3 separate regions of the Homo sapiens genome follow, and regions 1 and 2 are each linked to region 3. A link is a loop called in an ENCODE intact Hi-C map of the cell type or tissue named here. Cell type or tissue: IMR-90. All regions are shown on one strand.

Region 1 (2,500 bases), 210 kb before region 3:
CCACCAGTGGCTGCGCAAGCTGGGAAGCGAAGAGGTCACGTGTTGGCGGAAAGTAACTTGGAGGCGAAAGGATGAACTTTGAGAAGAGGAAAAAAAGCACAATGAAACAAACTACCCCCTTGGAGTGTCTAATAGAGGGGGAGGCGGGAGGGGGGGCGGAGGGGCGCCGCTCTCCGCGGGAGATGTGGGGACGACTCCGGAAATCTCGGGAAATAGGCAATAACTCGAGCTTTGGCAACGTCCCCCAGCCTAGGGAGGCGCTAACGCAAGGTATCTTTCCACTGAAGCTGCCCTTTGCCTACCCTCAGCCATCGCTAGCACAGCAGAGCAGAAGAACCAGGGATGAATGTAGACCAGTTGTTATGGAGATGTCCGTCGCTCTGAGGAGCGCTAGTGCCCTGGGAAGTCCCCAGACGCATTTCAGGTTTCGTCGTTTTGGCACTGACACCATGATTTTACTCGCTCTGAGTTCCCACCAAGGGGAGCCCACCAACGGCGTCACAGGCCCTGGCCGTGGCGCTATTGACTGCAGGGATGAGGCACAGCGATGCTGCAGAAGATGGTGGATAGCTCTTAAGTTTCAGACCACCCAGCCCTTTCCAATTTCCAGTTTCTTTATTCCAGTCAAAAGTGCTTTGTTTGAATATCATTCTTGCTTGCTTATGTAGAAAAATCTTACTTACACGATAGGATGATTAGAAGCAACAGAACATAAGCATTCAGTGGCTGCTTCAAGGTCCTCCCTCTCCCATCCCAGAAATGCCTTCCTTATGGAAAATAAGTTTTACTTCCCAATTATGTGCATGGACCTCTGTTCATTGCAGCCCCCATTGGTACTGGGTTATTATTATTAGCAGTAAGTCTAGTGTTGAGTTCATGCTTCTCTAGAAATGTTTCCAAAGTCAAACAGGCTTATCTTAGGCTCCAGATAAAATATCTGTATACAAAAGCTTCCTGGTTCTCATTAGGAGTAGTTCTAGATTTGCCAGGCTCCTGGAGACCTGAGATGGGTCCTTATGAAAGGATTTCAGAAACCCTCACAGTCATCAACACAACAGTTCTCGCCAAATGAAAGGACTGCTCAAATTGCCCACAAACTGCCACTTTTTGTCCATCCATGAATTAGCCAGCAGATGCTGCCCTAAGACTGGGACAGCTGGTACATACCATTCTCAGAGGTCTTGGGGTACAGGCTTTGTGGACAAAACTGGTTTTTTGAGAATGGAATCCATAATGCTGTTAATAACTTTCCTTGCCTACTGACAAATTCAATGACTAGCACAGATCTGCAATCTTGAAAAGACATAAGGAGATGACCACTGTATATGAACATATTATTCCCCATTGCCATCAATGTGATATATTTTTCTGACTCTTTTGTCAACAGTTTGTGGTCTGTATAGAAACTATCAGCTACTCCTCTGCTGGATCTTTATTCTGAAAATTATATCTTACAGTGGGATACCCTGAATTGTTGGTGTAGGTGCCTGAGGATTCAGAACATGAATGACTGATTAGTTTGAAATCATTTAGACACATGATTGTACTGAAGATATTTCCCAAGAAATATGTTTAACCAGTGCTCTTATTTCTTGGAACCATTACTAAAACCTCCAACTCAGGGACCAAAATGATGGACAAGAGTTGCTAAATAATAAGGGTTGATATAGGGAGCTAGGGAGAGTGGTGAAGATATGGTGTTTGCCATATATCTATATATACCTATTCCCACTTTGGATTTCTCAGTGATCTGATAGACAATTCTCTTCTCTTGGTGCACTATCAACTCTCCAACCTTTTATCTCCATCCACTCACTTACATAATTTTTTTCCATCTGCAGAAATCCAGTGTCTAATGTAAGTAAAGATTGCCATAATTTCATTTGTTAAGATAGATGCCAAGCACTGTATGTGTCACAATTTTCATCTCAGTAGCACTTATTCCTGGGGTTATCTTATTTTTTCATACAACCCCAATCAGCTGTGATATGAATATCACACTTCTCTGGCTCATTTGACCCCATTTATATTTAGTAATGGCAAGAACATTTCAGACTGAATAGTGAACAAATCTTATTCCTTAAGGATCACTACCTAACAACATGACCAAACTTAAAGCAAAATGTATTAATACAACCTAGAAGGAAGGATTTTTGCTTTCAAAATATGGGTATTGCACTCCTTATAGATGAGCTGTTTAATATTCACAGTTTTCTACCTATGCCACAGTTATAAAGCTTGTTCTTTGCCCACATCTTTATGAAGATAGGTTCAAAAATTAATACGAGGCTCATCAGTATTAGGAGGCACAAAAACTTCACTCAGTAGATGTGTAGTCTTGGAATTGGTGGGAGATGGGTAACAAAGCAGGAGTCTACAAAGTCAGAAATGAAAGAGAACTCCTTTTTCTTAGAAAACTAAGAAATAATTGGAGTACCTCTTAAGACAAAGTCCACTGTCTTTATTTCTAAAAGGAAATTCAGTAAGTCACTTTTAATAG
Region 2 (2,500 bases), 150 kb after region 3:
TCCTTGGAGGAGTCAGGGAACACTCTGCTCCACCAGCTTCCTGTGGAAGGCTGGATATTATCCAGGCCTGCCCGCAGTCATCCGGAGGCCTAAACCCCTCCCTGTGGTGCTGTGCTTCAATGGTCATGCTCCTTGTCCACTTTCATGTTCCTCCTGTACTCCTGGTTCCTCTTTGAAGTTCACAGTAGACAGCAACAGAAGAAATAGTGAAAGTCTTAAAGTCTTTGATCTTTCTTATAAGTGCACAGAAGAAAACACGGATGTATGCGCCATCTCTCTCTCTGTTATCGGCTACCTAAGAGGGAAGGGTCCCCTGTCCTATGATCACGTGACTTGCCTCACCTTGTCAATCACTTAGAAGATTCACCCTCCTTACCCTGCCCCCTTGTCTTGTATGCAATAAATATCAGCGCGCCCAGCTGTTCGGGGCCACTACCGGTCTCCGTGTCTTGATGGTAGTGGTCCCCTGGGGCCCAGCTGTTTTCTCTTTATCTCTTTGTCTTGTGTCTTTATTTATTACAATCTCTCGTCTCCGCACACGGGGAGGACACCTGCCAAGTCCCGTAGGGCTTGACCCTACACTTCACTATAAGAACTTAAGCGCTACCCAATTTTATCCAGACTTATAATTGGTGATTGAGGTGATGACAAAGAATCTTACAGGATTATTCAGTGAATATATGAAACAAATATCATATTTAAAAATATCTGCATCTGAGTAAGTATGAACTTTAGTTCAAAATAAAATAATACATTAATATTGGTTCATTAGTTGTGATATATGTACCATATTAATATAAAAAATTAACAATAGGGAAAACCAGGTGTGGAGCATATTTAACAAAATCTGTATCATCTTAGTAACTTTTCTGTAAATCTAAAACTATTTGAAAATGTCTATTTAAAAATATTTCCAATCATTGAAAAAAATTAAAACACAAAAGTAAACAGATGTCCTATACAAATATACTAGAGGAATAATAACTGCATGGCTTAGAGCTACTTTTCTCCTTAAATAACCATCTAATATCGATATGAAATAAATTATAATTACAATGTTACAGACATTTCTCCTGAAATCACTATAGTGTTCTAAAAGAACCTAATACTTCAAGATTTTCTTTTACCTAAAAAGAAAAAAGTAAAAGTAACAAATAAATTTTGTTAAGTTTTGTTTCTGATTTTGAAGTAACAAATAAATTTTCCAGAAAGTAGAATGTTTATATAAGAACAGATTCTTTACAATGTTAAGCTAAAAGCAACCTAATGTTATCCAATGTATACCTTTCATATTGCAAAACAGGAAATTGAAGCTAAGCATAAAGTGAAATGATTTGACTAGGGTCACAAAGCTAGTAGTTCAAAGAGCCAGAAATAGGTCCTAGTTCCCCCAATTCTCAGTAGCAATGTGCTTCCACCATAGCAGTCTTTCCCAAACAGTGTGAAATATGCACTGCTGGTGCTATTTTAAGTGATTTTACATGTACAAGACATATATTAAACATTGACTCACAAATGACTCAATAGGAGTCATTATTAAAAAATTATAGATTAGTTCATATGGCAAAAATCTTATGAATGGCTTAAGTTTACAAAATCCGTCTCTGTGTCATGCTGTCTGCTTACAAGTTTGAGATTTTAACTCAGAATATAAAAGACATCTTGCTTTTGCAATCTTCATGTGATTTCAGTAATTTGCCTTTTTTTAAAAAAAAAACCTGCTCCAATTATTTTAATATACTTATTCTAAATCAAAGGTAACATTTTGAACAGTTTAACAAGCCAAAGCTTTTTTAAAAAAATTAAATTTAATTTTTTAATTATATTTTAAGTTCTGGGATACATGTGCAGAACGTGCAGGTTTCTTACATAGGTATACATGTGCCATGGTGGTTTGCTGCACCCATCAACCTGTAATCTACATTAGGTATTTCTCCTAATGCTATCCCTCCCCTAGCCCCCACACCCCCTGACAGGCCCTGCCTGGCGTGTAATGTTCCCCTCCCTGTGTCCATGTGTTCTCATTGTTCAACTCCCACTTATGAGTGAGAACCTGCTATGCAGTGTTTGGTTTTCTGTTCCTGTGTTAGTTTGCTGAAAATGATGGTTTCTAGCTTAATCCATGTGCCTGTAAAGGACATGAACTCATCCTTTTTCATGGCTGCATAGTATTGCATGGTGTATATGTGCCACATTTTCTTTATCTAGTCTATCATTGATGGGCATTTGGGTTGGTTTCAAGTCTTTGCTACTGTGAATAGTGCTGCAATAAACATAGGTGTGCATGTGTCTTTCTAGTAATGATTTATAATTCTTTGGGCGTATATACCCAGTAATGGGATGGCTGGGTCAAATGGTATTTCTGGTTCTAGATCCTTGAGGAATCGCCACACTGTCTTCCACAATGGTTCAACTAATTTACACTCCCACCAACAGTGTAAAAGTGTTCCTATTTCTCCACATCCTCTCCAGCATCTGTTGTTTCCTGACTTTTTAATGA
Region 3 (2,500 bases):
TAACCATTTGGGAATTCAGTCCTGTAGGTCTTTGCCTTGCTTTACTCAGCTTCTATTCAAGATGGAGTTGCTCTGGTTTAAACACCTCTGACAGTCCTATGTGATATTGGGTTGAGACTCCTCAAACCAGCTGTTCTATATAATTGTTTGTTGGGGGTTGGGGATATTTAGAAAATACTGATTCCTGAGACTTACAGCTGGATAATCCAATTTAGTAGTCATTAGGTGGAACCCAGAATGGATCTCATTCATTGTCTAAATCCCAGAATATCACCTGGTACTTAGTATAACATGCATTAAGTATTTGTTGAAAAAATTAATAAATGAATAAATAAAATGAATGCTTCCTTTCTCTAATAAGTTGGAAATTATTTAAAGACCCGTTCAGTGCCCTGTCCATTTTTATAGTCACTAAAATACTTTCTATAGTTCATTCATTTAAAAAAAATGTATTGAAGGTCTATTATGTGCCAGCCATCTAAGTTCTATAGTAGCAAACAAATCTAATATGGTATTAAACAAAAAATTCTAATGAGGAAATAAGCAATAACTAATTTTTACATATATGTATTTATATTAATACATGACGTTACACAGCAATAGCTCCTTCAATATTGTGAGCACATGTGTGGCTTTTGTATGAATTACAAGAGGAGCCCCATCTCCCAGAAGGATCGTCTCCCTGAAGGATCTTCTACCTAAATTTGTAATTGTGGTGTAACAACAAGTTCTGTGGAATGGCTTCACTGGAGGCCTTAGAACGGTCCCTGAATTTTGTGCCCTTCAATAGTGACTAAAATGCCTTTATAAAACTTTAAATCAGAAGACCATGATGGCAAGCCTTAGAATCCAGAAGCTGTCTTGGAAAATACTCTGTATCTCAAATTAAGCAGTAAGAGCCTTTACTGAGGCCGTCTTTAGAAACAGGATCTCCTCAGGCCCATTTATAGCTCTGAGCCATTCTGCTTCCTACTAAGGGAACTTCTAGGGACAAGGCCACCACTTTCAGCCAAACACTCATGGTCAAAGCACGGTCATTGGCTCCCCAGGAATGTTTCCCTCTCCCCTTCTTTGGCTCTGCTTTAGCATACAAATACTGCTCCAGCATCTCTGTTTTCTGTGGCGCCAGGAAGACTGAGTCCCGTGACTGCAGGGGCTGGTAGGATGAGCACTGCAGGCTGCACGAGGTCGGCCAGGGCCCATTAACCTCCTATTCAAGCTCATTGTTTTACAAGTGATCATCGCCACTTCGCTGCCCAGTCAGAAGCAAGTAGCAGCTTTACGGCCTACTTAAAGAAAATGGCTCAGCACTTAGGCATTTTCTGGTGCCACAGGGTTCAAAGTGAAATTAATTTCCATTACCGCCTATAATAAATCACCTCACCCAACACATGTATGAAATTCCATTCAGTAGACTCAAGTCATTCTGGGGCCACACAGAAGAGCATGCACACTTCAGCTTGCGCGTAATTTCTCTGCTTGGATAGAGCTGATGGGGCCCTGCAAACGATTAGGTTCCAAGAGAGCTGATGGGATGTGAAGCAGTCCTAAAACACACAGATAGGAACCCTGCCTGAGGATACTGGGTTTAGTTAGAGGAGAAGGGGGAGTTCTTTCTTTCTTGGAACACTTTTTGGTGGCCCTTTCCCTCTCTCTCTCTCTGTCCTCTCTGGGGCCTTATCACAGTCATAGATACACAGACGCTTGTGGTAGGGACAGTAGAAGCCCCTCTGATGTCAGAATCTGGATCTGGTTGGAAACTCTTGGAGGTCTTTTGTGGGGAATGTGTGTGGCTAGTCATTCTGAGTCTCAATCATTTTATGAAAGAAACTGCGGAATGATTGTAAGTCCCTCATACAGCCAGAGAATGAAGAAAGTAAATAGCAAGGTACGGCATCACTGAGACAAATCCACAGAAGCCGGAAGGATGGTGAATATGACTCACATTCAGCGAATCATGCCTCAGGAATTTAAGCTACAGAGGCCCAGAATCTTCGAGCTGGAAGAGATCTTACAGCGTGTTGAGTCCAATCCCCATGGGCTAGAGATAGGAAATGAGGAAAACAGAGACATGAGATTATAATAGTAATCGCTACTGTTTATTAGGCCCCCATTCTGTGCCTTCAAGGTACTAATTTGTAACATTTGTATTGATTAAGCCCCATGGCAATTCTAGGAAATTGTCTTTTTTATGTTTTTAAACAGATTTATATTTACAGAGAAATGGAGAAGATAGTGCAGAAAGTTTCCATATACTCCATAACCAGTTTATCTTATTATTAATAGTTCACATTGGTGTAGTACTTTTATTATAATATATGAACCACTATTGTTACCTTATTATTAACTAAAGTTCATGCTTCATTCCAATGATTTCCTTAGCTTTTACCTAATGTCCTTTTTCTATGTCAGGAGCTCATCCAGGTTACCACATTACATTTAGTTGTCATGTTTACCTAAGCTCTTCTGTGACAGTTTCTCAGACTTTCCTTGTTTTTGA

The links. Peaks named below come from ENCODE experiments on the same cell type or tissue, not always from the same donor. Only the 100,000 strongest peaks of a DNase experiment are listed, where the experiment ranks them.
Region 1: a loop joins it to region 3, with 4 times the contacts of the local background. A loop is called at or near these places in 4 of 110 quality-filtered maps.
Region 2: it touches region 3 in a loop (5-fold over the local background); 2 of 110 quality-filtered maps call a loop at or near these places.

What each region holds. Positions count from the first base shown.
Region 1 is chr11:27,722,752-27,725,251 of GRCh38, forward strand. All of the region lies in intron 1 of LOC124902652 (a long non-coding RNA gene), which reads left to right. Among named protein-coding and RNA genes, the nearest start is that of BDNF, 24 kb to the left of the region's middle. In IMR-90, CTCF peaks have their summits at 490 and 1,132 (motif pointing right); no DNase peak of the experiment used is centred here; H3K4me3 peaks cover 637 bases; H3K27ac peaks cover 631 bases.
Region 2 is chr11:28,085,272-28,087,771 of GRCh38, forward strand. All of the region lies in intron 6 of KIF18A (kinesin family member 18A), which reads right to left. Among named protein-coding and RNA genes, the nearest start is that of KIF18A, 22 kb to the right of the region's middle. In IMR-90, no CTCF peak of the experiment used is centred here; a DNase peak (open chromatin) is centred at 1,530; H3K27ac peaks cover 845 bases.
Region 3 is chr11:27,933,033-27,935,532 of GRCh38, forward strand. No RefSeq gene overlaps it. Among named protein-coding and RNA genes, the nearest start is that of MIR610, 120 kb to the right of the region's middle. RefSeq lists enhancers at 866-1,367, 1,042-2,241 and a silencer at 990-1,284. In IMR-90, no CTCF peak of the experiment used is centred here; DNase peaks (open chromatin) are centred at 1,319 and 1,939; H3K4me3 peaks cover 362 bases; H3K27ac peaks cover 1,860 bases.